Regions from separate parts of the Homo sapiens genome. Here region 2 is linked to region 1. A link is an interaction called in ENCODE POLR2A ChIA-PET data of the cell type or tissue named here. Cell type or tissue: GM12878. All regions are shown on one strand. Each heading gives the region's core, and the rest is flanking DNA. Links, peaks and the distances in the headings are about the cores only. Region 1 overlaps ZPBP (zona pellucida binding protein). Region 2 has its middle 12 kb from the start of IKZF1.

Region 1 (15,862 bases), core at 7,562-10,061:
GGATGCAAGGTTGGTTCAACATACGCAAATCAATAAATTTGATTCATCACAGAAACAAAACTAAAAACAGAAATCACACGATCATCTCAACAGATGCAGAAAAGCCATTCAATGAAATTCAACCTCCCTTTATGTTAAAAACCCTCAATAAACTGGGCATCAAAGGAACATACCTCAACATAATAATAGCCATGTGTGACAAACCCACAGCCAACATCATACTAAACAGGCAAAAGCTAGAGGCATTTCCCCTTGAGAACCAGAACAAGACAAGAATGCGCACCCTCACCGCTCCTATTAACATAGTTCTGGAAGTTCAAACCAGGGCATCAGGCAAGAGAAAGAAATAAAAGTCATCCAAACAGGAAAAGAGGACTTCAAATTATCTGCCTTCACAGACTATTTGATTCTATACCTAGAAAACCCCATCATGGCCTGGTGTGGTGGCTCACATCCATAATCCCAGCATGTTGGGAGGTCGAGGCAGGCAGATCATTTGAGGCCATGAGTTCAAGGCTAGCCTAGCCAACATAGTGAAACCTCATCTCTACTAAAAATACAAAAATTAGCCAGGCATAGTGGTGCATGCCTGTAATCCCAGCTAATAAAGGGTTGATTTTAATGATTTTAATGATTTCTCCTGGCTATTCCATATTGACAGAGCAGGAGCACCATCATCTTGAACAAACACTGCCACTTTAAGTTCCAGCTCTCTTTCTAGCCTGATGCATTTCAATGAAATCACTTCTCTTCTAATTACAAGCGGCCAGAAAGAGCTGACAGTAACACACAGATAAGACAGGAAGCTGAGGCATGAGAATCGCTCGAACCTGAGAGGCAGAGGTTGCAGTGAGCAGAGATCACACCACTGCACTCCAGCCTGGGCGACAGAGTGAGATTCCATCTCAAAAAAGCGAAGCAAACTAACAAACAAAAAAACACTGTTTCTGTTCAAAGGCTTCTAGATCTGATAAACAACTTCAGCAAACTTCCAAGATACAAAATCAATGTATAAAAATCAGTGGCATTTCTATTCACCAATAATATCCAAACTGAGAGCCAAATCAAGAACACAATCCCATTCACAATGGCCACAAAAAGAATAAAATACCTAGGAATACAGTTAACAAGGGAGGTGAACGATCTCTACTATGAGAATTACAAAGTACTGCTTAAAGAAATCACAGATGACACAAACAAATGGAAAAACATTCCATGCTCATGGGTAGAAAGAATCAATATTGTTAAAATAACCATACTACCCAAAACAACTTACAGATTCAATGCTTTTCCTATCAAATTACCAGTGAAATTTTTCATAGATTAGAAAAAACCTACTGTAAAACTCATATGGAACCAAACAAGAGCTGGAACAGCCAAAGTAATCCTAAGTAAAAAGAGCAAAGCCAGAGGTAACACACTACCTGACTTCAAACTACACTACAGGGCTATAGTAACTAAAAGAGCATAGCACTGGTATAAAAACAGACACATAGACTAATGGAACAGAATAGAGACCCCACAAATAAAGCCACACACCTACAATCATCTGATCTTCAACAAAAATGACAAAAACAAGCAATGGAGAAATAAGTCCCTATTCAATAAACGGTTCTGGAATAACTGCCTAGCCACGTGCACAAGATTGAAACTGGCGCCCTTCCTTCTACCATATATAAAAAATCAATGCAAGATGACTTAAAGACTCCTGGAGAAAGGGCAAAGCAAGATGGCTGAATAGAAGGCTCTACTGATCATTCTTCCTGCAAGGACACCAAGTTAACAACTATCCATTAAAAAAATACCTTCTCTTAATAACAAAAATCAGATGAGCACTCATAGTGCCTGGTTTTAACTTCATATTGTAGCTGGATTGATAAGGAATCAGAGAGACTGATGGGGTTCAGGAGGATATTTATTATTTAGGTGCACCAGCCCAGTCGGATTAATATCCAAAGTCCCAAACAAAGAGTCGTTACCTTTTAACATTTTGTGGGGTGGGGGGAGATCAATGCAGGGGGAAGCATACTACAGAAGAGAGAAACAAAGACAGTTATTCAATTAATTGAGACATGCATTACATCATTTTTTACTTTTCAAGAAATAACATGTTTTACGACTGAGTTTATCTGTCTGGTGACCTTGCAGCTGCACAGCTAGAGACACAGGGTCTTCACAATGCCTGGGAAGGGAGGAGAGATAAGGCTCACTAGCCACAGAAAAACAGGCAGTTAATTTTTGAAGGACTCCAGTTCTTTCTTTTTCTCAGGGGGAATTGGGTTTTCTTATATACAACTGAGTTTCTGCTTATACATTTTTTAATTTAATTCCTGTTCCATTCCCCCATTTGGTGCTTTTTATCACAAAGATGTTCATAGAAAGCACCACTATTTGCCATCTCTTTGCGGAGCTGAGCTTTTTCTTCTACTGGCAGCAGCTGATATTTGGTTAATGCCATCAACTGCACAGTAGTTTGTCAGAATATACAAACTCTATAGTTGACTGAATACTCCTAATAAACAGAGGTAAAAGGCAAGGGAGGATGAGGCAGATGCCAAGAATAAGCAAGAACCTACCAGTGAGGGTTTTGAATCCTTTAAAGCTTGAGAACCATTTTTTTTTTTAAACAAAGAATCCGGGGACCACCTGGACTAAGTCTGAACTGGAACATAGGCCAACTTTCACATTCTAGCTGTGATTTCCATGATAGCTCGGCCATTATCATCAATTTCTAGGCAACAGTTGGTTAAATTAAATTTTTCACATACTCTTCCTTCTTAGGCTAAGAGGTAATCTAAAGCTAATCTATTTTGATATACAGCATTTTTTATTTGTGTTGCTTGTATTGCCAATAAATCTAGTGCCCTTGATGTTTCATTGGTTATAATTTCAAGGACTGCCTGCAACCTTATGATGCAGTTGAACACATAGATTGGGGTGTGGTACCCCCATGACCCATCTTGCACCCACATAGCTGGCCTATAATATTTAATGATTTTTTCAGGAGGCCATTCATTATCTTTCCAGTCTCTTATGTATCGGGGGACCTGCCCCGATAATTACGTATGTTCTTTTCTATTTTTCCTAAGTGTCAGCCAGCTTGAGAAATAAAGGAACAGAGTACAAAAGAGAGAAATTTTAAAGCTGGGCATCCGGGGGAGACATCACACGTTGGTAGGATCCGTGATGCCCCACAAGCCACAAAAACCAGCAAGTTTTTATTAGGGATTTTCAAAAGGGGAGGGAGTGTGTGAATAGGTGTGGGTGACAGACATCAAGTACTTAACACAGTAATAGAATATCACAAGGCAAGTGGAGGCAGGGGGAGATCACAGGACCACAGGACCGAGGTGAAATCAAAATTGCTAATGAAGTTTCAGGCACCATTGTCATTGATAACATCTTATCAGGAAGCAGGGTTTTGAGATCAACCGGTCTGACCAAAATTTCTTAGGCAGGAATTTCCTCTTCCTAATAAGCCTGGGAGCACTATGGGAGACTGGAGTTTATTTCATCTCTGTAGCCTCGACCATAAGAGACAGCTACGCCCAGGGGGCCAGTTCAGAGACCTACCCGCAGGCACACATTCTCTTTCTCAGGGATGTTCCATGCTGAGAAAAAGAATTAGAATTCAGTGATATTTCTCCCATTTGCTTTTGAAAGAAGAGAAATATGGCTCTGTTCCGCCCAGCTCGCCAGCGGTCAGAGTTTAAGGTTATCTCTCTTATTCCCTGAACAATTGCTGTTATCCTGTTCTTTTTTCAAGGTGCCCACATTTCATATTGCTCAAACACACATGCTGTACAATTTGTGCAGTTAATGCAATTATTACAGGGTCCTGAGGTGACATACATCCTCCTCGGCTGACAGGATTAAGAGATTAAAGTAAAGACAGGCATAGGAAATCACAAGGGTATTGATTGGGAAAGTGATAAGTATCCATGAAATCTTTACAATTTTATGTTTAGAGATTGCAGTAAAGACAGGAATAAGAAATTATAAAAGTATTAATTTGGGGAACTAATAAATGTCCATAAAATCTTCACAATCCACGTTCTTCTGCCATGGCTTCAGCCGGTCCCTCCGTTTGTAGTCCCTGACTTCCCACAACACTTATGTCCACATTTCTTTGATATTTGTGTCTATTTTTGTGAGTATGCTCCTATTTTTTAATTTTTATCATAAACTGGATATCTTAAGAGTTCCTCTTGCTTTAGAGGAATTAGAAAGAGGAAGGCTTGATTGTTTTTAACACACATGCCCTCATCCATTTAGCCAGCAGTTGCCAATATGCCCATGTTCAACAGATCTAATACAGGCCAGAGGGTGCCTTCCAAGCATTTGGAGCCTCTAGTTGATCTCAAGAGTGGCTTAGAGTAGAGAATCAAGAGAAAGGGTTTGGATCTGGTAAGTAGGAGTCATTCTGGGCGTTTCTCCGTAGAGTTTTGTTATTAGTCTTATTATAATATTGTTGCCTTGGGCAGGTTGTTTTTCCTACTGCTTCTGTGAAAGCCTTTTCTTATCAGGCGATACAGTACTTTTCAATTATGGAGGTTTTTAACAACTAAACACTGGCTGAGGCTGTTGGTTCACTGACTGGGTTAGGTGAAGTGAAGTGATCTTGTGGCATTAATTTTTTTGCCTCCCATGGCCACTGGTCTCCCATTTTTGTTTCTCCACATACATAGTATGAGGAAATTCTTAAGCTGCCAGCTATGTTTTCAGCTAGTTGAGCAAATATCGTTTTGGTTGATGGGAGAAGCTCAGGCACTGACTGATTAAAATGCTTTTAGAATGACTTATGGACCTGGAATTGCAGGGTTGGATGCATTTGAGTCCTTCTAGTCTTTTTGACAATTAGTAGTGGAACTCCAAGGCCTGTTCCTTTTAACTTGTAACAGTGCTGTCTGTCCTGTAGACCAAAAAGGTAGCTCTGGCTTTAAGACAGTAAAATTTAAAGAACTGCATGTCCTTGTCTTACAATTTCATTTGGTTGACATACTACTTAGTAGAGCAGTCTTTCCTGAATATAAGTGTTGGAGCTGTGTTAGCGTATTCCACTGAATGTTACAGTCTGGGCATCCAATTTGTGGTTTTCTGTACAGATGTTTAGGGCTGCTGCTGCTTAAGCCTCTCTTGTGTTAAACCATTGCAGACTGCTTCTGATTGTTTTAGGATTATGAACATATGCAGCATGGCAGGCATCAAAGTACAAGGAAATAGGCCTTTTATAGGAGAGAGGGTCTTCTTTGGTTTGAGCTATAAGCTCTCTTTCTTTTTTTTTTTTCTCTGATTTAATATGTGTTTTAAACCAGAATTTATAGGTTAAGAGCTTAGGGTCATAACATACATATAGCTGATTATTTCCTGGGTCACAGACTGAATAGGTGGTCTGGTTGTATGTGCAGGTTCCTAACCTGGTTCCTGTATATTTATAGTAGGTATGGTAGAGTTGTAACTATGGTATTCCTTACCCAGGTAGTGTCTACACAGTGTGGGCATTTTTCTAGAGATTTCTTCCCTTTTAGTATAGGCAGAAATGGTAAAAACATTAGCGTAGGTAATAGAACTATGCTTACACTACACATAGGCATGGCAAACATTCCTCTGGGCATAGACATTTGCAGCATTTGCAGTAATAACATAACAACAGAACAATCAGTACTGATAGAATTATAACTAGGCTTATACATTGTATTCACATTTACTTATCCAGAGATGGTCCTCTTAGCTTCAGCTGTGCATAGACTAGTCAGCTTTCGGGATGTGATTAGAGCAGAGCTTGCAGGATCCTCAAGCTTCAGCCATGCATAGACTGACCAGCCTCCAGTGTGGTCAGAGCAGGGCAGTTGTCCTTACCAGTGGCTGGGTTTCACTGTAGGACTATTCGGGTCGGGCGATCTGGGTCTTGTTGGCTAATCCACTGGTCGTCGTCGGGAGTCACTACTGCCGCTGATTTTAGCCAGCTATGGTGAATCCAAGGTGTGACACCTGCAACTTTAACAGCAGTGGGAGTAGACATGATCACAATATGGGGCCTATCTTATATGGGTCCTAGAGTGGTTAGACCCTATTTTTTAACCTAAACAAAGTCCTCAGGTTTGAAAGGGTGTACTGGGTCTGTTAGACTTACACGCATTTTTTTTCATACCTAACCATGCATCTTTTGCATGGCCATACTTAAAGCCTGCATTTGCCTTTACGTTTGCCTTTCCCTTTTTTTTAGCCTTTAGTGTTCTTGCTTTTTGGTGCCCCTTGCAGCACATCACAACCACCTCTTTGGGGGCCCATACAGCATTTAAGAGCTGTAGAATTTCTTCCTTGTACTTTATTTTTTTACTTCCAGCAGTTAAAATCTTTTTTTTTCCTTCGTAAATAGCCTCATGAACATGCAAAGCAGCAGAAGCATATTTGGAATCTGTGTAAATATTTGTCCTTTGGTCTTTTGCTAGCCAAAGAGTTCTTGTCAGAGATATTAGCTCTGCTTTCTAAGCAGAAGTTTCTATAGGCAAAGACTGCACTACTGAGTCCAAAGTCACCACTGTATACCTAGCTCAGCAGACTCCCTTTAATATGAAACTGCTTCTATCAGTAAAATATTCAATGTCTGGGTCCTTGAGGAGCTGATCTGTCAAATCTCTTCGGCTTGAGAACATTTCATCTACCATGTCCACCCAGCAATGAAAAGGGCCTCCTGTCACTGACTCGATGAGGAGCAACATAGCCGGGTTTAGAGTATTCACAGTCTCTAAAGTCAGTTTATTAGCTTCCTGCACCAGTAGGGCAGTGGCAGCTAGTGTTTTAAAATAAGGAAGCCATCCAAGTGCCACAGAATCTAATTGCCTGGATAAGTATGTCACTGGGTGATGCCATGACTTTATGACTTGAGTTAGAGTTAGAACTGGTGTGGTCAGAGCAGGGCAGTTGTCCTTCTAAGGACTTCTAATTTAGTAGTTGTCCTTCTAAGTTCTAACTTAGAGTTAGAACCTCTATGGCCTCCCTTTCACTTGTGGACATACAAGAAGAAAAGCTTAGTTAGTTAGATCTGGTAGTCCTAAAGCTGGAGCCTGAGTCAAGGCTTCTTTGATTTTTTTTTAAAGCCTTCTCCTGGTTGGCCTCTTAGAGGAGAGACTCCTTTTTTTCTCCTCTTTGTGGCTTTGTATAATGGCTTAGCCATGAACAAGACATTTGGCATCTAAATGTGGCAGAACCTTGCTGCCCTTAGGGACTCTCTTATTGGACGCCAGGTGGTTGGAGTAGGAAGTGCACAAACAGCCTGCTTTTGTTCACTCCAAGGCATCGTTCTTCTTGGCTTATATGAAAGCCCAACTACTGGACACTTTTAAAGCACATCTGAGCTTTCTCCTGACACTTTATAGCCTGTCTTTCACAGCAGGTGCAGGGGGTCTTGGGTTTTTCTGGGTGCAGTAGCCCTTGGCCAGTGTTTTTTTTTTTTTTCATACTATGGCCCTGACATTTATCCTTCTAGTGTGCTTTTCTTTTACATCAAGCACATTAATCTTTCTCTAGCCTCAGCCGGCTTTCAAACTCCTGTCCAGACTAGCTTTTTCCACGACTGCGTTCACACCTGCGTTCATGCCTCCTTGCAAAGCCAGCTTCTCTTTCCGTAAGGGTTGCTGCTAGTAAATTAGCCTTTTTAAAGCCTCCGATCAGCCTTCTGATCTCGGTTAATTTACATCTTGGTAGCCACTTTAATAAGCTGAGTAGCATTCACACCTATGGAGCTTCTAACTTCTGCAATTTATGCCTGGTATCTCCTTGGTCCTGCCTTACAAACACCATATTCACAATGTGCTGATTTTCAGCAGCCTCAGAGTTAAACGGAGTATACAACCGAAATGCCTCACAGTCTTTTATAAAATTGGCTGGTGCTTTTATCTGCACCCTGGAGCACCTCTGAGATTTTTATATTGGTTGCCTTTCTTTTACCATCCTTTAGCCTTTGCAGAACTGCTTCTCAGCACCTTTGTAGGTGCTAAAGCTCGACTGCATCATCTGGCTCTTAGCAGGGGTCCTCTTGTCCTCTTAAGAGGCATAAGCATAACTTGGGCACGGCCAGATCTGAGACGGCCTGCCTGACTTTTTGAGCCTTTCACTTTAATTTCCCTGAGCCCTGATTTCTCCTTCTCATGTGAGATTGACAGCCTGTATTCCTTTTAACTTAACTCCTTAGAGGCAGTTAGCCTGGTAAATGGGTAGATTGGAATGTAGGGAGGAGGGGTCTCTATTCCCTACTGTGGTTCTTGCAAAACTGGTTTTTCTGCCTTTCCAGAGACTTTTTTTTTGTCTCAGCTTCTGGGGCAGCTGATTTTTACTTTCACTATTGGCTTGGCGGTGCTACAAGCCTCTGTGACTTTCCCTTTAACTCTGTAGCTGCCAGCACAGCTAGTTTCTCTTGGCGTGAGCTGCAAGCATTTTACAATAAACTGCTAGGCAGGGCTGCATTCATTTAGTCATGAGTCAATACAAAGACTAGGTCTGAATGCCTTGGATGTCCTCCAACCCTAGTCACCACCTTAAAACACACGACCAATTTCTCTATAGTGCCTTCGGCCAGCCATCTAACACAAAGAGGGCTACTCTAATTCACAGTATGTCCTCAACTTTTGAACATCCAGTTTTATCCCATAATCACCACTAAATCTTTTTTTTTAAATTCTTTATCATGCACTCCAAAAGGGTTGGTTTTGATGCTTTCCCTCCTATTTCCTCCCTTGCAACGCACTTTCACTCTCACTTTCACTCTCAGATCCACCAGACGGGGTCCTATTACAGGAGTTTCAGACACTGCTCAGCCAGGAACGTGCCTTCCCCTGTCATAGCCTGCTGCGGCTACGAAGCTGGTCCTATCAGCCTTATGCAACGTCCTCAGTCTGATTTCCCCAACACTCGCCTTGGAGCACACAGACCATGCTAGGGATCTATGCCTCCCCACGTCACTCCCTGCATTGGCCTCTCCCAAGACCATCTCTTTCATGCCATTTCACACATCTCCCTTGCCCCAGGACTCCTAATTGGACAAAACAAGCCTCTCTCATGTCCCAGGTGAGCCTAGTTAGGCTCCCACATTCACACACATACACACAACACTCCTACCCCAGGACTCCTCATCAGACTAAACGAGTGTCTCTCATCCTGGGTAGGTTCACACACACCCACCCACTCCCAGTTCCTGTCTCCAGATCCAGTGAACCACTTTCACTTTGTTAGTGGGGACACAAGGTTCATCCAAATTGGCAGGCCACTTCTGCCGCCCCCAGCCACTCTGGGTTGGATTAGTGGTTGGTACCCTGGAGGTGATCAAACTCCCCTTCATCCCTATGGGAAGGGCTTTCCTGTCTTGGGCCCTTACTCCTTACTTCAGTTCCTGAAGTGCTGGTATTGTCCTACAGCCCCGTACCTGGTTCTGCTGCACTGCCAGGCAGGGTGCCGGGACGCAGGAGAGCCAGTTTTCATCCGGGTGAAGCTCTCCCGTGGTGCGCCTTGGATGCTGGGTCTCACCCAGCCCTGGGGCTCTAGTCCCACAGGCAAAGGAGACAGTAAATCTGTCATCTTCAACCCCGGACAAGCCCCCAGAAATGTAGTGGAATTGATAAGGAATCAGAGAGACTGATGGGGTTCAGGAGGATATTTATTATTTAGGTGCACCAGCCCAGTTGGATTAACATCCAAAGGACTGAGCCCTGAACAAAGAGTCAAGTTACCTTTTAAGCATTTTGTGGGGTGGGGGAGATCTGTGCAGGGGGAAGCATATTACAGAAGTGATAAACAAAGACAGCTATTCAATTAATTGAGACATGTATTATATTGTTTTTTACTTTTCAAGGAAAAACATGTTTTACGACTTGAGTTTATCTGTCTAGTGACCTTGAAGCTGCACAGCTAGAAAAACAGGGTCTTCACAATGCCTGGGAAAGGGGGAGAGATAAGGCTCACTAGCCACAGAAAAACAGGCAGTTAATTCTAAAGGACTCCAGCTCTTTCTTTTTCTCAGGGGGAACTGGGTTTTCTTACACACAACTAAGTTTCTGATTACAAATTTTTTAATTTCTTTTAATTCCTGTTCCAATATCACTAAAGTAGGCACTGAAAAGACTTTTTAAAAATCCAAAATCACCAATGCCACCCCTACCCCACCACCAACCCCATGCCCCACAGTGGTGGCCTGGTGCAAATAGTGTCTCTGGATACTGGGGGAGGGAGAACACAGCAATTGTGAGGTATTGAGCTCAGAGCTGTCCTGTTAGAGCAGAAAGGAAAAGCAGACCAAATTCAGCTGATACCTGCCCATGGAGTGAGCATTTAAACCAGCCCAAACCAGAAGAGAATCATCGATCCCAGCAATATGAACTTGAGTGCCTGCAAACCTTGCCACCAAGGTCTACAGCACTCTGTTTACTCTCCAAGTAAACTTGAAAGGCAATCTAGGCCATAGGGCTACAAAACATAGGTGAGTCCTAGTGCTGAACTAGGCCCAAAGACAGTGAACTGAGGGGGCACACACCTGGTGAACTGAGACACCAGCTGGGGAAGCCAAGGGAGGGCTGGCATCACCCCTCCTCTAACCATAGGCTCCACAGTTTGCAGCTCCAAAAGGCACCCCTTCTTTCCACCTGAGGAGAGGAAAGGAAAGAGTGGGGAGGACGCTGTCTTGCATCTAAGATACCAGCCCAAGCACAGTAGGATAGAGCACTGGTCAGAGTTGTGATGTCCCCATTCCAGGCCCTAGTTCCAAGAGGGCATTTCTAGACATACCCTGGGCCAGAAGGGAACCTGCTGCCTTAAAAAAAAAGACCCAGTCCTGGCAGCATTCATCATCTGCTAACTGAAGAGCCCTTGGGCCCTGAATAACCAGCAGCGATACCCAGGTACAACATCAAGGGCCTTGGGTGGGCCTCTGAGACTTGCTCACTTCAGGTGAGACTCAGCACATGACCAGCTGTGGTGGCTATGGGGAAAAACTCCTTCTGCTTGAGAAATGCAGAAGGAAAACTAAAGGGCACTTTGTCTTATACCTTAACTACCAGCATGGACACAGACGGGGAGAGCAACAAGTGGACTCTCAGGATCTCCAGTGAACAGGGCTTGATGTTTGGATGGCATTTCTGAACTTGCCCTGGGGCCAGACAACAGTCCACTGCCCTGAAGGGTAAGTCCCAGGCCAGGAAGCATGGGCCTTAAGGGAACATTGGTGGTAGTTGGCAATAATCCCACTGGCCTGGGGGTGGTGGTGGCTATCAGGTGAGGCTCCTCTCCCTTTGGAAAGAGTAGCAGGGTAGAATGGGAAGGAGTGTGTCTTTTGCTTTGAGTGCCAGCTCAGCTGCAATATAATAGAACACCAGGCAGACTTCTAAGGTTTTTTACTCTAGTCCCTGAATCCCAGACAGCACTTCTGAACCCACCAAGGGATTGGGGGACCTTGCAGCACTGAAGGGAAGGACAAAGGCCTGGCTGGCTTTACTTCCTGCTGATTGGAGAGCCCCAGGGCCTTGAGCAAACACAGGCTGGAGCCATGGAGTGGTTACAGCAGGCCTGGCTTCAGGTCTGACCCAGTGTAGTCACAGTAGTGGTAGCCACAGGGATGCTATTGTCACTCAACCTCCAACTTTAGGTGACTCAAAACAGAGACAGAGACTCTGTATGTTTTGGGAGAAAGTAAGGGAAGAAAACAAGAATCCCTGCCTGGTAATCCAGAAAATTTTCCTGGATCTGGTACAAGACCATCAAGGTAATACCTCTGTGAATCTGCAAGAACCAAAGCATTACTGAGCTTGAGGTGTCTCCTAAAACAGACACAATTTACATCATAACATCCAAGTCCTTTCAAATATCTGAAAAGCCTTTCCAAGAAGAATGGAGCCTCCTAAAACAGATACAACTTAGATCACAACACCCAAGGGCTTTCAAATATCGGAAAAGCCTTTCCAAGAAGAATGGCTACAAATAAGCGCAGACAGTGAAGACTACAATGAATACTTAGCTCTTCAATGGCCAGACACCAAAGAACATCTACTAGTATCAACACTATTCAGGAAAACATGACCTCAACAAATAAACTAAATACCAGGGACCAATCCTGGAAAAACAGAGATATGTGACCTTTTAGAAAGGCAATTTAAAATAGCTATGTTGAAGAAACTCAAAGAAATTCAAGATAGTACAGAGAAGCAATTCATAATTAGATATATTTAACAAAGAAATTGAAATAAAAAGAATCAAGCAGAAATCCTGGAGCTGAAAATGCAATGGCATGCTGAAGAATGCATCAGAGTCCTTTAACAGCAGAATGAATCAAGCAGAAGAAAGAATTAGTGAGCTTGAAAACACACTACTTAAAAATACATGAAGGAGACAAAAGAAAAAGGAGTAAAAAACAGTGAAGCATTCCAGAAGATCTAGAAAATAGCCTCAAAACAGCAAATCTAACAGTTAATTGGCCTTAATGAGGAGACAGAGGAAAAGATAAGGGTAGAAAGTTTATTCAAAAGGATAATAACAGAGAATTTCCCAAACCTAGACAAAGTCATAATATCCAAGTACAAGAAGGTTACAGAACACCAAGCAGATTTAACCCAATGTAGACTACTTCAAGGCATTTAATAATCAAACTCCCTAAGGTAAAGGTTAAAGAATGGATCCAAAAAGCAGAAAGAAAAAACAAATAACATACAATGGAGTTCCAATACATCTGGCAGCAGACTTTTCAGTGGAAACCTTACAGGCCAGGAGAGAGTGGCATGACATATTTAAAGTGCTGAAGGAAAAATAAAATTTATCCTAGAATAGTATATCTGGCAAAAATATCCTTCAAACATGAAGGAGAAATAGACTTTCCCAGACACACAAAAGCTGAGGGATTTCACCAATACCTCAACTTTCATACAAGAAATGCTAAAGGGAGTACTTCAGTTAGAAAGAAAAGAAAATTAATGAGTAATAAATAATCACCTGAAGGTACAAAACTCGCAGGTAATAGTACACAGAAAAACACAGAATATTACAACACTGTAACTGTGATGTGTAAACTAGTCTTTGATGAACGAATCAAAAATAGTAACTACAGCAACGTTTCAAGACATAGTCAATACAATAAGATATAAATAGAAAAAACAGAAGTTAAAAAGCAGGGGGATTAAATTAAGGCATAGAGTTTTTATTAGTTTTCTTTTTGTTTGTTTATGCAAACAATGTTAAGTTTTTATCAGGTAAAAATATTGGATTATAAGATAGCAATTGCAAGCCTCATGGTAACCTAAAACCGAAAAGCATACAATGGATACACAAAAAATAAAAAGCAAGAAGCTAAATCATATCATCAGAGAAAATCGCCTTCACTACTGGAAGACAGAAAGGAGAGAAAGAAGGAAGAGAAAACCAGAAAACAAATAATAAAATGGCAGGAGGAAGTCCTTACTTATAAATAATAACATTAAGTGTAAATTGACTAAATTCTCTAATAAAAAATAGACAGAGTAGATGAAAAAACAAGACCCTCTGATCTACTGCCTATAAGAAACACACTTCACCTATAAAGATACACATAGGCTGAAAATAAAGGGATATAAAAAGATACTTCATGCCAATGGAGAGCAAAAAAGAGTGGCAATTGCTATACTTACATCAGACAAAATAGGTTGCAAGACAAAAACTATCAGAGAAAAAAAATGGTCACTATATAATAATAAAGGGGTCAATTCAGCAAGAGAATATGACAATTATAAATACGTATACACCCAACATGGGAGCACTCAGATATATAAAGAAAATATTATTAGAGCTAAAGAGAGAGAGAGGCCTCAATACAATAATAGTGGGAGACTTCAACACCCCACTTTCAGCATTAGACAGATCCTCCAGACAGAAAGATCAACAAGGAAACATCAGACTTAATCTATACTACAGACCAAATGCATCTAGTAGACATTTATAGACCATTTCATCTAAGAGCTGCAGAATACACATTATTTTCCTCAGTACAGAGATCATTCTCAAGGATAGACCATATATTAGGTCACAAAACAAGCCTTAAAACACTTTTTAAAAACTGAAATAATATTAAGCATCTTCTCTGACCACAATGGAATAAAACTAGAAATAAATAATAAGAGAAATTTTAGAAACTACACAAATACATAGAAATTAAACAATATGCTCCTGAATGACCAGTGGGTTGTTAAAGAAATTAAGGATGAAATTGAAAATTTTCATGAAATAAATGTTAATGGAAACACAACATACCAAAACCTATGGGATACAGCAAAATCAGTACTAAGAGAGAAATTTATAGCTATTTAAGTGCCTACATTGAAAAAAGGGGAAAAACTTCAAATAATCTAACATTGCATCTTGCAGAACTAGAAAAGCAAGAGCAAACCAAACCCAAAATTAGTAGAAGAAATAATAAAGATCAGAGGAGAAATAAATGAATTTGAAATGATAAAAAATACAAAAGATCAATAAAACAAAAAGTTGGTTTTTTGAAGAGTTAAACAAAATTGACAAACCTTTAGCCAGACTAAGAAAGAGAGAAGATCCAAATAAAGTCAGAAATGAAAAAGGAGACATTATGACTGATACTGCAGAAATTCAAAGGATCATTAGTGATTACTATGAGCAACTATATGCCAATACATTGGAAAATCCAGAAGAAATGGACAAATTCCTAGATACATACAACCTACCAAGATTGAATCAGGAAGACATTCAAAAGCTGAACAGACCAATAACAAGTAACAAGATAGAAGCCTTAATAAAAACTCTCCAAGTAAAGAAAAGCCCAGGACTCAATGGCTTTGCTGCTGAATTAAACGAAACATTTGAAGAAGAAATAATACCAATCCTACTCAAACAATTCTGAAAAATAGAAGAAGAGGGAATATTTCCAAACTTATTTTACAAGGCCAGTATTACCATTATACCAAAACCAGACAAAAACACATCATAAAAAGAAAACTACAAGTCAATATCTCTGATGAATATTGATGCAAAAATCCTCAACAAAATACTAGCAAACTGAATTCAACAAAAGGTTAGAAAGATCATTTATCATTACCAAGTGGGACTTATTCCTGTGATGCGAGGATGGTTCCAATATACCAAATCAATCAGCGTGATATATCATGTTAACAGAATGAAGGATAAAAACATGAACGATCATGTTTTGATTAAACTTCAAAATTGATGCTGAAAAAGCATTTGATAAAATTCAACATCCCTTCATGATAAGAACCCAAAAAAAACTGAGTATAGAAGGAACACACCTCAAAATAATAAAAGACTTATACAACAGACCACAGCCAGTATCATACTGAATGGAGAAAAACTGAAAGCCTTTCCTCTAAGATCTGGAACACAACAAGGATACCCACTCACCGCTGTTACTCAACATAGTGCTGGAAGTCCTGGCTAGAGCAATCAGACAAGATAGATACAAAGGCATCCAAATTGGAAAGAAAGAAGTTAAATTATCCTTGTTTGCTGGTGATATGATCTTATATTTGGAAAAACCTAAAGACTTCAAGAAAAAACTATTATAACCAATAAGCAAGTAAAATTTCAGGATCAACATACAAAAATCAGTAGCATTTCTATATACCAACAGTGAAAAATGTAAAAAGAAATAAAAAAGTAATCCCATTTACAACAGCCACACATAAAATTAAACATCTAGGAATTAACCAAAAAAGTGAAAGATCTCTATAATGAAAACTATAAAACACCTGATGAAGGAAACTGAAGAGGACATCCAAAGATGAAAAAAAAAATTCTGTGTCATGAATTGAAAGAATCAATATTATTAGAATGTCCAAACTATACAAAGCAATCTGGAGATTCAATGCAA
Region 2 (15,862 bases), core at 6,421-8,920, 220 kb after region 1:
AAGAAGGAAGGAAGGAGGGAGGAAGGAGGGGAGGGGAGGGAGGGAAGGAGGGTGTTCAGTAGCAAGTGTAACAATCCCAGTGAGCACAGGGGTCATGCATCCTGTGATATGGTGCCGCACACAAATGAGTGCAACCTCCTGGACCAAACCTCCTGGACCAACACGGACCTGGGACTGGGCTTCACTCAAGAAGCAAATGAGCTTGACCCAAGGCTAAAAGTTCTCAGTGTCATGGTCTTCAGGGAAATCCTTCTTTGCCTCCTCTTTGTGTGCCCTTTCCCTCCACTCAGGCAGCAGTGCTCTTCTGGCATCGCCCCAAATCAAAAGGGAAGTCACTCCCACTAGCCATTTGCTCTTATTGATGGATTACACTGCAGTGTGAATATGCTTCATCAACTTTAGCCCAGTGGTTCTTAACCATTTTTGGCAGGAGAAAAGAGAAGTTGGCTCGGTGCATCACAGACCTGCCCTGACATCTTGATAAAAGATATGGATCCTCTCCTCAGGGAAACGCACCCCCCACCACCCTTTAAATGCACCAACTCAGTTTCAGGGCTTCCCAACTTGAGATCTGTTATCAGGGTCTACTAGACTGTATTATTTGGCTCTTTTTTAGTTTTAAGCTTCTGATCTCTAATTGGGGAAGTCTGTTACTTAGAGGATTATCAAGCACCAATAACCAGATAGGGAGGAAGAAATTTCTCTGGTCAGAATCAGACTTCAAAGTGCACAAATGGAACCCTGTTAGACTTCTGGGTAACTGGGAAGCAGTAAGATAGCAGGGTGACATAGGAGCACTACTCCTGTCCTCTGGGATCTCACTGGCCCTTTGTGCCTCTCTTTCTCTCTCACACACACTGGCCACTGGATGGAAGTCCCAGAACATTAAAGCCCCTGGGAAGCCGCCCTCCATTAATGATTGGCATGTGTCAACCGGTTAGCAGCCTTGCTTCCTAATTTTCTAGAATTATCTACCTTTGGCCTTCCAGGACAAACTATCACATACATAATTTTTAATAGATCTTTTTTTTCTTTTTGAGATGGAGTCTTGCTCTGTCATCTAGGCTGGAGTGCAGTGGCACAATCTTGGCTCACTCCAATCTCCGCCTCCCAGGTTCAAGCGATTCTCCTGCTTCAGCCTCCCAAGTAGCTGGGCACATGCCACCATGCCAGCTATTTTTTGTATTTTTAGTAGAGATGGGATTTCACCATGTTGACCAGGCTGGTCTCTAACTCCTGACCTCATGATCTGCCTGCCTCGGCCTCCCAAAGTGCTGTAATTATAAGAGTGAGCCACTGCACCCAGCCTTCACAGATTTTTTTTGAGACAGGGTCTCACTCTGTTGCCCAGGCTGGAATGTAGTGGCATGATCACAGCTCGACCTTCTGCTGGGCTCAGTATTTGTGTTTTGTACAGATGGGGTTTTGCCATGTTGCCCAGGATGGTTGCAAACTTCTGAGTTCAAGTGATCTGCCTGCCTTAGCCTCCCAAAGTGCTGGGATTACAGGTATGAGTCACTGTGCCCAGCTGGCTTTATTTTTTAGAGCAGTTTTAGGTTTACAGCAAATTTGAGCAGAAGGCACACATTTGTTACAATTGATGAGCCTGCACTGACATGTCATTATCACCCAAAGTCCAAAGCTTGTATTAGGGTTCATGCTTGACGTTGTAAATTCTATCCATTACGACAAATATATAATGACATATATCCACCATTATTGTATCATACACATCGTTCCACTGCCCTAAAAATCCTCTGTGCTCTCCTAATTCATCCTTCCTTGCTGCCCCCCAACACCTGGCAACCACTGATCTCTGTGCTGTCTCCGTAATTTTGCCTTTTCCAGAATATCATAGAGTGGAAATCATAGAGTATGCAGCCTTTTCAGACCGTCTTTTTTAACTTAATAATATACCTTTAAGATTCCTTCATTTATTTTCATGGCTTGATAGATCATTTATTGTTAGCGCCAAGTAATACTCCATTGTCTGGATGTACCACGGTTTATTCACCTATTCACCTACTGAAAGACATCTGCTTGCCCCCAAGTTTGGACAATTAAAAATAAAGCTGCTAGAAATACTTACTACATGTTTTTGTGTGGACACCAGTTTTCAGTTCATTTGGGTAAATATCAAGTGAGTGATTACTGAACTGTGTTTGGTAAGAGTATGTTTCAGTTTGTAAGAAACTGTCAGCTGAATTCCACAGTGGCTGGACCATTTTGCATTCTCCCCAGCAATGAGTGAGACATCCTATTGCTCCACATTTCGTCAACCTTTGGTGTTGTCAGTACTTTGGATTTTCATCATTCTAGTAGGTGTGTAGTATTATTTCATTGTTTTAATTTACAACTTCTTAATGGCATATGATATTCAGTACCTTTCATGTGCTAATTTGTCACCTGCATATTTTCTTGGGTGAGGTATCTGTACTTCCATGCTGTTTATTCTACTGGTAATGAGGTTTCTTACAGCAAATGCTATAACCTTGTTTCTCATGAAATCGTTGTAACCCTTCCTTGTTGGCTTTTATTTTAGATCAATTTTCTCCAAAACTAAAATTTTGTCCTTATTTTACAAAATGAAAACCAAAATTAATTTAAATATTTGGTTTGTCACTAGCAATCCAGTTGATTACTTATCTTATAGCTTATGAATTGAAACCACCTTATCATTTTTAGAATCATCCAGAATCTCTTTTTAAAGTTGGTGACTATTTTTTTATTTCCTCTCTTCAATGAAGAAGTAATGGCTCAGCAAATAACATCTTCCAATTCCTTGGGTATAATAGAATGTAAGCCATTGGGCCAACTGCAATGAACAAACTCATCCTTCACAGATAATTTTTGGTCACTTTCTTTCCAATTCTAGTATACATTTCATTTCCCCACATGAAGGCTTTTAGGTTTTAGGTCACAATTTTTTTAAGAAAACAAAAACCATAAAATATCTGCACTTTCCTAATTTTACCCTAAAGCTCCATTTTCACTAAACAGATTAAGCACATGCATTTTTTTAACAACAACAAATCTGAAAACAGACATTTTAATTTGAAATATTTTGGGGAAAATATTTAAGGAAATAGTCGTAGATTATAAAACATACTGAGGTTACTCTTATCAAAACATTTGACTACTTCAAAATGCAGTTAAAATGACATTAAAATATGACACGGAAAGCACACTCAACAAAATAAAAAAAAAAGATAAACTGAACTTCATCAAAATTAAAACCTGTAGTGCATTGATGCCACTATCAAGAGAGTGAAAAGACAGCCCACAGAATTGGAGAAAGCTTTTGCAAACCACATATCTGATATGATTCTCTATACTAGAATGTATAAAGCCAAGTACATATTCAGAAGATATAAAATATCCAGAATATATTAAAGAACACTTACAACTCAACAACAAAATGACAATCCAATTTAAAAATGGGCAAAAGACTTGCCTATCATTTCTCCCAAGATATACAAGTGGCCAATAAGCACATTAAAAGATCCTCCATGACATTAGTTATTAGGAAAATGCAAATTAAAACCACTTTACAGTCACTAGAATGGTTATAATTCAAAAAAAAAAAGAAAATAATGGGTGTTGGTAAGGATGTGGAGAAATCAGAATATTCATATATTGCTGGAAGGAATTAAAATGAATTACAATGTGGTCCTGCAATTCCACTCCTAGGTATATACCCAAAAGAATTCAAAACAGGTGTTTGAGCAAAAACTTGTACATGAATGTTTATAACAGCTCTGTTCACAGTAGCCAAAAGGTAGAACCAACCTAAATATTCATCAACAGACGAATGGGTAAACCAAATGTGATATATTCATATAGCGGAAATTGCTCCACTATAAAACAGAATGGAATACTGATACATGCTACAATATAGGTTAATTTCAAAAACTTATACTAAATAAAGGAAGCCACAGACAAAAGGCCAAAAAGTATATGCCCCCATTTGTATAAAATATCCAGAACAGGCAAATTAATAGAGACAGAAAACAGACTAGTTGCTGCCAGGGGCTGAGGGCAGCAGAAAATGGGAGTGACTGCTTAATGGGCATTGGAATGAACAAGTTCTGGAAATAGTGGTGATGGTTGCACAACATTGTGAATGTACTTAATGCCACTGAATTGTATACTTTAAAAAGGTTATGACGGTAAGCTTTATGTTATGTGTATTTTACCACAATAAAAGAGACAATAAATGCTTCAAAGGCATGATTTAAATTAGTTTTACTAGTTCATTTTATTTCAGAAATCGGTGTTTACATTGTCTAAAGGTAGAATTAATCCATGTTTTAAGCTTTTGTTCTATACGGGGCAGAGAGAATGTTGTAATGTTTCTCACCTTCACCCTGTGTTCTTGGAGAGTATTTAATTTGGCTTATTGGCTGCAAATGTACATTATTTTTCTTTTTCAACTTAATTTGACCTCCACAGTTATGTGTTATAGCTTGGGGTTCAAGATATAGGATAGTTTCATCATAAATGCTTTTGGAATCATATTTATGAGTTTTTCTAAACTTTGTATAAGTCTGACTTGTAGTTACTGTTTTACAGTAAGCCCAGTCTTTCAATTTCCCAGTAAAGTTAATGGCTATTAAAATTGCATCTAACATTTTTGGACTCAGTTATCTCTTAGATTTAATTCAATTTTCTAAACAGCCTTTGCTTATTATGTATTTTCCTTTCCCTTCAAAAATGAATCAATTATTAGTTTCCAACATAATTTTGACCAAATTTAAGTTCTTATTAACACTTTTTTAATTCTATGAAGCAAGTCAAGTGAGTTATCTCAACTACATTTTCATAATGTACGTAGGCTTATTGATAATATTAAGTATTACTGCAATGATTAATGTTATATGTCATCTCTCTCTCTCTCTCTCTCTCCCCACAATCCCCCCATCCCCTGCCCTGCCCACTGGTGCTTAAGCTTGGACATCCATCCTCTCCTGCCCTCGGATATTGACGTGCTCCTGGTTCTCAGGCCTTCAGGCTTGGAATAGAATCTACACCACCAGGTTTTCTCAGCCCCCAGCATGCAGATGGCAGATCATAGGACTTCTCAGTCTCCATAATCATGTGAACAAATTACCTCATAATAAATCTCTATAGATCTATGTCAGTATCCACACCTATATGTATTCTATTGGTTCTGTTCTCTGGAGACCTGTTGATACAGTTTGGCTGTGCCCGCCCCCCTGCCCCGCCCTGCCCAAATCTCATCTTGAATTGCAGTTCCCATAATCCCCACATGTTGTGAGAGGGACCCGGCGGGAGATAATTTAATTATGGGGGTGATTACCCTCATGTTGTTCTCATGATAGTGAGTGAGTTCTTACAATATCTGATGGTTTGGCTTTTCCCCGTTTGCTCATTCTTCTCTCTCCTGCTGCTATGTGAAATCGGACTTGTTTGCTTCCCCTTCTGCCATGATTGTAAGTTTCCTGAGGCCTCCCCAGCCATGCTGAATTGTGAGTGAAATAAACCTCTTTCCTTTATAAATTACCCAGTCTTGGTTATATCTTTATTAGCAGCATGAGAACTGACTAATACACCTATAATACAATTAGTAATAAGTGATAATGTAGCTCAGTCAGGGAATATAGAAAATTATTAAGAAGAAAATATAAATCACTCAAGAACCTCTTACCTGCTGGCAACGTTAATAGTTTAGTGAATAGCCTTCAGGTCTATGTATGAGAGATATGTAAAATGCTTAAAACAATCCTGCAATTTTCATTTTCAGTCTACTATGCATAGTGGATATCTTTTCATCTTAGAAAATAGACATAAGTCATCTACTGATAGCTCCAAAATATTCATTTGTGGGAATATATCAAATACTATTTCATTTGGGATGAGCATTCAGTTTTCAATTCTTCCTTCTATGAACCTCATTCTAGTGAATGTTAAACACACATATGTTAAATGTTAAATACATGTATTTTCATATACAATTAGTTATCTGTGCATGTATTTCTTGAGGTTATGAAGTAAAAGGCCTCACGCCTTCTATAGTTTGAATTCTATTGATATTGATATGCAATGCTGACTTCCCTCTGATCTGTCCTAGGAATCCCACCACCAGACCCCAATCTCCATGACCTAAAGACAATCTTTTCATTGTAAATTTACAAATTACAGTTGTATATATTTATGGGGTACAAAGTGAGATTATGATTTAATAAATTTATTTAAAAGTTTATGATTTATAAATATAAAATGATTTATAAATATGATTTAGAAAAATTAAATCAAGCTAATTAACATATCTATTACCTCAAATACTTTTCATTTTTTTGTGGTGACAATGTTTACTCTTAGTGATTCTGAAAAGGTACAATACACTATCACTAATTATATTCACCACACTGTACAATAGATCTCAGAAAACACCCTTATTTCTCTTGTCTAATTGAGGCTTCATCTAACAGTTTATTTCAATTTTTAGTTTTTAACTTCTACTAAAGTTGAACGTTATTTTGCATTCAGTGGTCTTTTGTATTTTTTTTATAAATTGTATAATTATGTTCTTCACCCATTGCTTATTGAGGATTTCTTTTTATTAATTTGCAAGAGCTCTTTATATATTAGGAAATGTAACTCTTCTTTCATATTCATTGCAAATATTACCTCAAAATATCATTAGTATCTAATAAGGGTCTCCTTGTCATTTTTCTTTCTTTCCTAAAAATACTTTATCTCTGAAATTTTCAAATAGATACATAGAGATAATTACATAAGGAATCCCCTTATAGCTATCACTCAGCTTCAATAATTATTGAAACTACTACCAATCTGGTTTTATCTTTCAACCACTGTTTTTCTTTGTTGTTTTAAGCCAAGCTCATATTACCCATAAACATATCTGTAGGCATCTCTAATTAATATGGACATTTGGACCCATAATCACATACCATGTTCCCAACTTATCCACCTGTAATATGATGGAAATTTCACCAACTCACACAAAACCGCTTTGGATAGCATATACCCATTTTGAAACTTCTTACCATTATCCATACTCCTTTTCCTGGACCTTCTCCTAAAGTTGTTTGGCCTATTTAATCAGAAACTATTTCATCCATCTACTTGTCATAGGTTCTTGAACATATTTTCATAATGTTTATCAGATTCACTTTTTCCACAAAGGTTTTGTTTTCATTCAGATGTTCTCCACACATTATTCACTTTCTCTTTTCTGTGTATCAGATAATTGTAGGCTTTTGAACCTAAAGGCAATTGTAATTCTTATTTTCACTGCCTCTCCTCAGTTGCAGCTCAATATTTCCAATTTAAGTGATAGTGTCTGCTGAGATGGCAAGCTCTTCCTGTTAATTTTCCATGTTGTAGGCATTTACATAGGCATTTGGGGAAGTTAAGGGTTTTCCCCAAAGCATTTCCCACTTACCACAACTGTCCACCTCACAGCAGACTTCAGGATTTCCCCCAGATCAATACACTTATTTTAGTCCCATATTAACTCATCTTCATTAAATCTCCCTTTGCCTATGCAGCAAGCAGCCTGCCCCCAGAGTCCCAGTCTTCACCAGGTGTCTCTCCTCTTTTACTCAGGAGGACTTTCCCAGGAAAACCATGCCACTAGCAAAAAAAAAAAAAAAAAAACAAAAACAAAAAACAAACAAACAAAAACAAAAAAACACATAAAACTTGTCAGTGAGGGATCTTTATCCCTAGGATGCTTCTGTTTTATTTCTTTTTCAGGTTAGGAGAATTTGTGACTTCTTCACTCCTACCCACACAGTCCTGAAGTCAAACCATCCAAGTTTGACCAGAGAGGGTTAGTCACTATAGGTTAGCAGGTGATGGAGCTGGTGATTGTGTTTGTGCATATCTGAGGGTGTGATAAGCCCCAGCTGGTTTTAGCACAGTTAGCTCTCAGTGCTTGAGTCCTTCTGGAATGGTATGGCATATAAGCCAGGGAGGTCAGGTCCACTTAGAGATGATGGGGCAAGAACTTTTGAAGCTTTTCCCTAAAGCTGTTCTCAGTTCCATACCAGCCTCCCAGATATATGTTACCCAGGCCAAGCTGAAGTCATGGAGTATCAGTTAGAGGGCTTCATAGAGATCATCTTGTCAACCTCTATCATCTAATGAACAAAGAAACCAAAGCTTAGGAAGGTGAACTGAATGACCTGCCCAGGATTGGAGAGAGAATCATGACCCAAACCAGGTCTCCTGAATCTTCCATCCACCAAACCAAACCAAACCATCTCTGGTAACACTCTCTGGCTACTGTGCTTTCTACTCAAGCACACAAGGCCAGTGTTGACTCTCCAAAGCATCATGTGTTACAGCAGAGCCTCAAACAACCTCGGTGGGACTAACTGTCATAATCAAATTGACTCCAAAGGATATGGAACATAACTTTCTCAATCTGGGATCTCATTCGTCGCAATTCTAGAATCCCTCATGATGGACATCAGGGAAATGGAATTTAGTATGGCCCTGTGGGATAAACTAAAGTCTACTAAACAAAAGGGAATAGTGAGCCTGGGACTAAGAAGAAAAATAGACTTCAAAGGAGAACAGATGATGAGCTCTGGTGCTCACAGGAAGCCCCAGGACAAAGTTTCAGTCCCATCTTACCCTTGACCGGCCTCAGACCTTAAAGTAGTTGGTCTTTTGTCTGTAAAAAGACAACAGGATTGGGTCCTTAAGTGAAGAAATAAATAGTAAGTAGTTCTCCAGGTTTTCTGCAGTTATGTCTCATATTTGACAATCTTACACTCACCGACTTGACAGTCTGCTTTCACTAATCCATATGCATATAAGGTGTATATTACCCCCATGTCTACGAGATTCTCACTTAGCCAACGACATCTGTCTTTGAACTGTCACGAAATGCTAGAATGATTCTTTTTCTTTTGTGGTGTCAATTCCTCTTTCTGTCATTATTAACCTTGTTAAATACCCTCTTCCCTCCCCTTCTGAAAGGCATGAACTGAGTGCTAAGTTTCAAACATACCCCCTTAACACATCCAGATGGGGGGAAAAAAGCACATCTAGCTATCTACTTAATCAAACATCTACTTTCACTCCATCAACGGGGAGTAGGCCCTTTTGTACATTTAACAAATTCAAGCAATTTAGCAACTGGGTTAAAGTCTATGTAAAGTACTTCAACAACATGGGAAATGAAGACACTGGTCTTCTGTCTTAGAATTGGTTAATGGAAGACGTGAAGTCTCAAAACGCGCACAACAGTGGGTTCTTACGGAGCTGCCTAATGCACTGCTGGGAAAACCTTGAGAAGTTTTCCATCACGGGGGGAGGGGGGTTGACAGTTTTTGCCTTTGCTGTCAGTTCCACTGTGGGAGGCTCCTAAATTTATTATACCTGGGAAATGATTCTAGTGCAAACCCATCCTGAAAGAAGCCAAGAAGTGAGGCATGCAGAACATCCTTCTACAGGTATTATTGGTTCCCACCCCAAGTTACAGAGGCCAAGTCAAGGCGACTCCATGGGCCATGACCATGGGGCACTTTATCTAACTTGATCAAGGTGGAGCAGAGCAAGAAATTGGTCCTATTTGCCTTGCTACGTCAATAAGTTTTCCAAGCCTTAACTTAAAAAAAAAATTTACCTCATAAAACAGAATTGTCACAGTGGAGTGGTGGTATTTTCTACCAGCAACAATGTCTCTATAAAATGCCCTTTCTACTGAGTAGTCAAAATGCTCAATGCCACCTGTTAGAAGCTCACATGTCAAACAGTTTTTTGGGTCATCAAGAAGCAGCTGTATTTCTTTCTTAAAAAAATTAAAAATAACTCTCCTCACCTTGGGGGACTCCTTTACCTCAGTTTCCTCATCCATAAAATAAGAATAATAATGTGGTCCAACTTCCTGGGGAGGAGAAGATTGGCAAGCACTTTTTGCTGATGAGCTCAAAAGCTATGCAAATATAAATTATTGAGTACTGCACATATTGCCACACTGCTACCTGAGGTGCTGGGAGCTTTCACTGAAATCAACAGGAGCTCCAGGAATGCAAAAGAAATATGTACTGGGAGAGATGGGTCCAGAGCATTTTGGTGGTGCTTATTGAAGCACAGTGTTGTAGTGGAGGGGCAACTGCTAAGTGTATGATTATCGACCGCTGCATTTGGATTTGCTCTGAGAACTCTGCTATATCAGATAGTCCGGCTCAAAGGACATCAATCATTTGGTGCAACACTCTGTGTCTTATGGGCTTAATGGCCTTTGAATCCAGAGGGCCAAAAGCCGCCCTCTGAAGTGAGCAAAGGGCTCTTCAAAGGCTGGAGGAGTACGAGGAGGATGAACTGACTTTTGATTCACAAATAATAAATAACCTAAGAGTAAGATAATTAAAGTAGCATACAGGTTCTGACCTTCAAAGGATCAATAAACAAATGCATCTCCTGCTCTACACTTTAGCCATTGGAGCCAAATCCCATGGTTCTACCCTCAGTTTAGTCCCTCGGCTTAATCATCTTTTGATTGGCCATGGAATGTGTACCTAACTATAGTCAACAGTCTTACAAACATATATACATCCTGTATATCTATTTGTACAAAGAATTGGATCTTCATCCTGCATATTCTCTTTTCAAAATTAGCCTTTGTTTACCATCTATAAATCAAGACAACATTATTCCTTCTCCCAAAATGCAGGGTTATTCAATACAACTTGTTGGAAACAAACCGGCTTGGCTGAAAATGTTTATGAGCTATAATCATAGAAAATAAAGGGATATTATAATGAGAAGTCAATCTTTCAGTTTAATTGCAGAACACTTTTTAAGCTACAGAAAATTGTGAATTTGAGCTCTGAAGTGGAAATAAAGTTGCCAGTTTCAGACTGCATATCACAGAAAATGAATTCTTTTTCTTCATTAGAAAAACATATCTGCAAGTAATAAGATATTATGAGTAAATATTACAAGAATACATTGTACTGGGCTGTGTGTAGCTACAGAATGCATTATATCTTTAAATTATTTCTAAATCACAAATTTAGAGAAAGTCCTGCTCCTGGCATTACTAAATTATAATCTGTCTTCTTATCCTACAGAAATAAAGAGGTATCAACTCACTTAGGATAATTGCCTGATACAACCAGAACAGGATTAGGGAAAATTCATTATGGTATTGCAGTGTTGTATTTTAAAAGTATTCTCTGCTTCCTTTTTGAAAAATGGCTTAAAAATGAGCAGAATAATGCACATACAAGGAAAGTGTGAAATAAATTGTCAACTTTTAGTTGAAGGAAGGAAATTTGGAATATTCTGTGTTGAAGCCTTTACTGCTAAGACAGCATTAAATAGGTGAAGAAGCAACACTTCTAGTGCATGATCGCAGAGCCCCAGACAGGACAGAAGCATAGGGAGGGATGGGGGTCTTTCAGCTGTCAGGAGAGGAAAACACAGTCCCTCTGCATATTGGAAAACAAATGTGCCAACTCCTTGACATGTTACTTAAACAAAAATATTTTTCCTGTAAGTAAGATAAACCCTTCAAAAGTAGCACCATGAAATGGAACTATCTGCTGAATATCTGCTCACTGTTCTAGGAACTGTGAGGAAACAAAATAGAAAAAAAACCAAATCTCTCCTTTCAATGAGAGCAAACAACAAATGTTACCAATGAAAACCAGAGAGAAGGCAGGAGAAAAGCTAACGCTCGGGTGGGTCAAGGTCGTTCCCTTTCATGGAGAACAGACAATGACAACTCAACCACAATGATAATGGACCAAACACCTGAAGCCAGTAAGGGGGGTGGGCAGGCAGAAATCCAGGGGAGAACCTTCTAGGAGACAGCAGTAAGTGAAAGGCAGTGAGCTGGTCTGGAGCACTTGAGGACTATAAGGTAGGGCCAAGTGGCCAGAGACAGGCAAGTAAGTGGGAGAGTGGAGTCTGGCCTGCATTCAACACAGAAGCACCCCGATCTGACTCTGCTCTTCATCAAGCTCTCTCTGGCTTCTGTGAGGGGCAGGGGTGGAAGTAGAGAGACCCCTGAGGAGGACACTGCTATTTGCAGATGAGAGGTGACCAGCCTGTCTGCAATGGAGGGAGAGGAGGTCCGACCATGGACACCTGATACCTGCAGAGCTAGTGGGATTCCCCAATGGACTGGATGGTAAGTGAGAGAGAGAGGCATCAAGAATGACTCCAAGGTTTTGGCCTCAGCAATTGCCAGCTGGTATTCAATGAGATGAAGGGGTCTCAGTGAAGCAAGTAAGAGAGGAAGATCAGGGATTCAGCTGGGAGACAGTAAATATAAGTTGCCTATTAAGCCTCCAAGTAAAGGTGTTAAGGAGGTGGGAGAGTTCAAAAGGAGGTCTGAAGAGCAGATATTAATTTTTGGAGTAAGGGTACAGAGATGACATTGCAAACTGCTTCTGGAGAGGCCTTCAAGGAACTGACTGCGGAGGGAGACATGTCTGGAGAGCTGCAGCATTTTAGGAAAGAGGGGAGAAAACAGCCAATGAATAGCACAAGAGAAAAGCATGGCGAGTGGGGTGTCCTGAAGATCTACCTCACTGATATCGGGGTTCAATAAAATGTTCGTGCATTTTTTGGTAAATTTTAAAGTGCTAGATAAATGCTGACTTACTACCTTTGGGACCAGATGGACTTTGCTCCATCCATTGAGATCATTCTTTCCAGCTCTTCTTAGATTAAAAAAAAAATCCACTTTTAACTTAGTCAAGGTTAGTCCCAACTGAGAATCTGGAGACACATTCCTGGGAATCAGAAGCTCTGCCTACTTTTGACTTGTTAGATAGCACTTTCTGAGAAATCTTACAGCCACCCATAAACAGGGGAAAGGGAGAAGGGCTAACTCACATTGATTACTAGGTATTACAATTCAAGACTTATGTTCATGCTTTTGTTTAATCCAAACCACAACTCCATGAAGCAGGATTCATTTTCCCTGTTGCAGAAATGACAGTGTGATCCTGAGAGAGGTGACGTAACTCAGCTGAGTTCACGCAGTGCCCTCGCCATGCACCTGTGGTCCCAGTTACTTGGGAAGCTAAGGTGGAAGGATCCCTTGAGCCCAGGAGGTGGAGGCTGCAATGAGCCAAGATCGTGCCACTGCACTCCAGCCTGAGTGACGGAGTGAGACCCTGTCTCAAAAAAATAAATAAATAAAAATAAAGAAAAGAAAAGAGAGTTGCTATCATAATTCAAAAATAACTAGACTAAATTTCAGTCCTACTTGATAGGCTGGAAAGGCTGTTCACATATCTTACTCTTTCCTGGACAGGTCCATTCCATCTGACCTCTCTACCAAGACTGTTGCTTCTAAGACTGACAATTCGGCCTTAGGGGAAATAAAAAATTTAAAGAGAAGTGAAGGAAAACGCTTCCCACAAATTGGAGAAAGGTGTCTTAAAACAGCAGTCCCCAACCTTTTTAGTGCCAGGAACTGGTTTCATTGAAGATAATTTTTCCACAGAGGTCAGGAGGGGATGGTTTGGGGATGAGTCAAGAGCATTACATTTATTGTGCACTTGAGCTCTATTATTACTATTACATTGTAACATATAATGAAATAACAACTCACCATAATGTAGAATCAGTGGGAGCCCTGAGCTTGTTTTCCTGTAACTAGATGGTCCCATCTGGGGGTGATGGGAGACAGTGACAGATCATCAGCCATTAGATTCTCATAAGGATCATGCAACCTAGATCCCTCACATGTACAGTTCACAGCAGGATTTGCAATCCTAAGAGAATCTAATGCCACCATTGATCTGATGGGAGGTGGGGCTCAGGAGGTAATGTGAGTGATGGGGAGTGGCTATAAATACAGATGACACTTTGCTTGCTCACCCTCCCTATACTGGTCAGTGGCCCTGAGGTTGGGAATTCCCGTCTTACAGAAATCAGTTCTTGGAGAGATCTCATTTCTGTGTTGGGAAATGTGGCATAAGCAGGAAGAAAGAGGATACGTGTGGAGCCAGAGGAGGAGCCAGCATGATTCGCAAGGTAATTTGAAAAGAGAGGGCAGACGCATGGCTGAAATATTATAACTGGCCAAGATTTGTATCCCAGCCTGGTCACATAAAAACTGAATGCTTCAAAGTGCCGAACACTTACCCAGTGCTTGATATCTGCCAAGGAGCCATCAAAATGTCCTTAATGTGCACTAACTCATTGAGACCTCAAACATTTCCGAGGATGTTTGTGCTATGGCAATGTTCCCATTTTACAGAAGAGGAAACTGAGGCATGGAGAAGTCTAGTAACTTGCAGAACTAACTCCAATAGTTTGGCCCCAGAGTCTGTCATTTCACAGCCAGGTTCTGGGCTTTCCATCAACCCCCAGCGAGTCCCCTTCCCTGAGCTTCAGTGTACTCATGTGAAATGGGGACCACAGTGCTAGCTTTGCTGCATCGTTAGATGGGAGATAATGCCTGCATGCCTGTCACAGAGCTGGGCTCAGGGTGGGGTGATAATTACAATATTACTATTAATCTTGAGTTAATTCTCTCTTTTGAGACGGATGTTTCTAAGCTCCCCTGCCAGCCAAGTGTGGAGCAGAAAAGCATTTGCTCAGACCTCCTGTGTGATCTCTCCTCACCACCTCCCTCCTTTTGTCCATGAAGCCTCCCCCAGTTCTGGCAACTCTTTAGTGCTATCCTTTGTGTTCCATAAGGCTCATGTCAGAATTTATTATGACACATTTTGCATCAGAATGAAACTATTAATTGTCCACCGACTTTACTAGATTGTGAGCTCCTTAAGGGACAGATCTTCCTTTCTGCTTTCTTGTGACTACCTGCATCTCAAGAGCCACCTGCAATGGTACACTCTCAATAAATACAGGCTTTCTGAATAAATAAATGAATACATGCCACCAGAGTGTTTATGCTTCCGGAAATCCTGCTCCAATCCTGTTCCTATTCAAAGAATCAACTGGAGTGACACACAGCTCTGTTCTTCTTTGTTCTGATCTGTTCAGGTCAGATTAATATATTATTTTTTATTACTCATCAAAAACATCTTCAGAAACTTTTCATCAGAAAGATTTTTTGTGTAAACCTATCTATCTCCTCCAAATCACTATATCTGACTCAGTGTGATTTTTAGTCTCTTATAACCAAATGATATTGATAGAAATTTGTTGCTTTTGAGAACCTAAGTGTATTTCTCTTACAAATTTCAAAGGGAATAAAGTGAAAGTATTATCAGGAAGTGGGAAGAATTCATATGTCAGCTGCAGCCCATCCCTGATTCGAAACCTACAGGCAGAGATGTGAATGGTCAGTAGTGCTAAAGGATTTCTGTGGTTCCTGCAGAACCAGGAGACACTGAGGTGCCAAGACAGGGCCTTACAGATGTTTCAGGAAACCAAGCACCCAGAGGAGTATCTTGCCAGGTTCACCAGGTGCTTCCTACCCAGGCACTGCCAGCAGGACAGTCCTAGCTCTGCACCAGCCCCCTGCCTCTCCTCTGCATCCTGCTCCTTCACCCCCAGCAGCAGGCGGGAGCTAGTGGACTATGCTTAGAAATAGCCAAACCAACGAGGGAGCCCAAGAAAAAGGATCGAGGACCTCTCACCAGGCCAGTGATCATTACTTTTCAAAAACAGCAGAGGCAGAAGCTGGAAGTCATGAAAACTGGGAAAAAGAAACCAAAGAAACAGTGTCTTTGTTGCAACAGTTTCATCCAAGTCCTGGGTATATAAATAAAATAAAATTTTATTTTTTAGCAAAAAAAACCTTTTGCTGTTATTTAAAAATATTCTTGCTGTTTTCCAACCATCAGAGGAGACATGCACTTTTCATTGCTGTTAACAGATCTTTTTTTATTGAAGAAAAATACAATTATGATAACTTCCATAGATTATT

The links. ChIA-PET counts read pairs that join two places held together with the same protein. Peaks named below come from ENCODE experiments on the same cell type or tissue, not always from the same donor. Only the 100,000 strongest peaks of a DNase experiment are listed, where the experiment ranks them.
Region 2: POLR2A ChIA-PET joins it to region 1 with 6 read pairs; 2 of 35 experiments call an interaction of 5 or more read pairs at or near these places.

The regions. Positions count from the first base shown.
Region 1 is chr7:50,060,987-50,076,848 of GRCh38, forward strand. The region is part of intron 3 of ZPBP (zona pellucida binding protein); the gene reads right to left. Among named protein-coding and RNA genes, the nearest start is that of ZPBP, 24 kb to the right of the region's middle. RefSeq lists a silencer at 664-864 and enhancers at 8,294-8,383, 10,778-11,278. In GM12878, for the core only: no CTCF peak of the experiment used is centred there; DNase peaks (open chromatin) are centred at 8,435 and 8,825; H3K4me3 peaks cover 1,021 bases.
Region 2 is chr7:50,285,126-50,300,987 of GRCh38, forward strand. No RefSeq gene overlaps it. Among named protein-coding and RNA genes, the nearest start is that of IKZF1, 12 kb to the right of the region's middle. In GM12878, for the core only: no CTCF peak of the experiment used is centred there; no DNase peak of the experiment used is centred there; H3K27ac peaks cover 1,859 bases.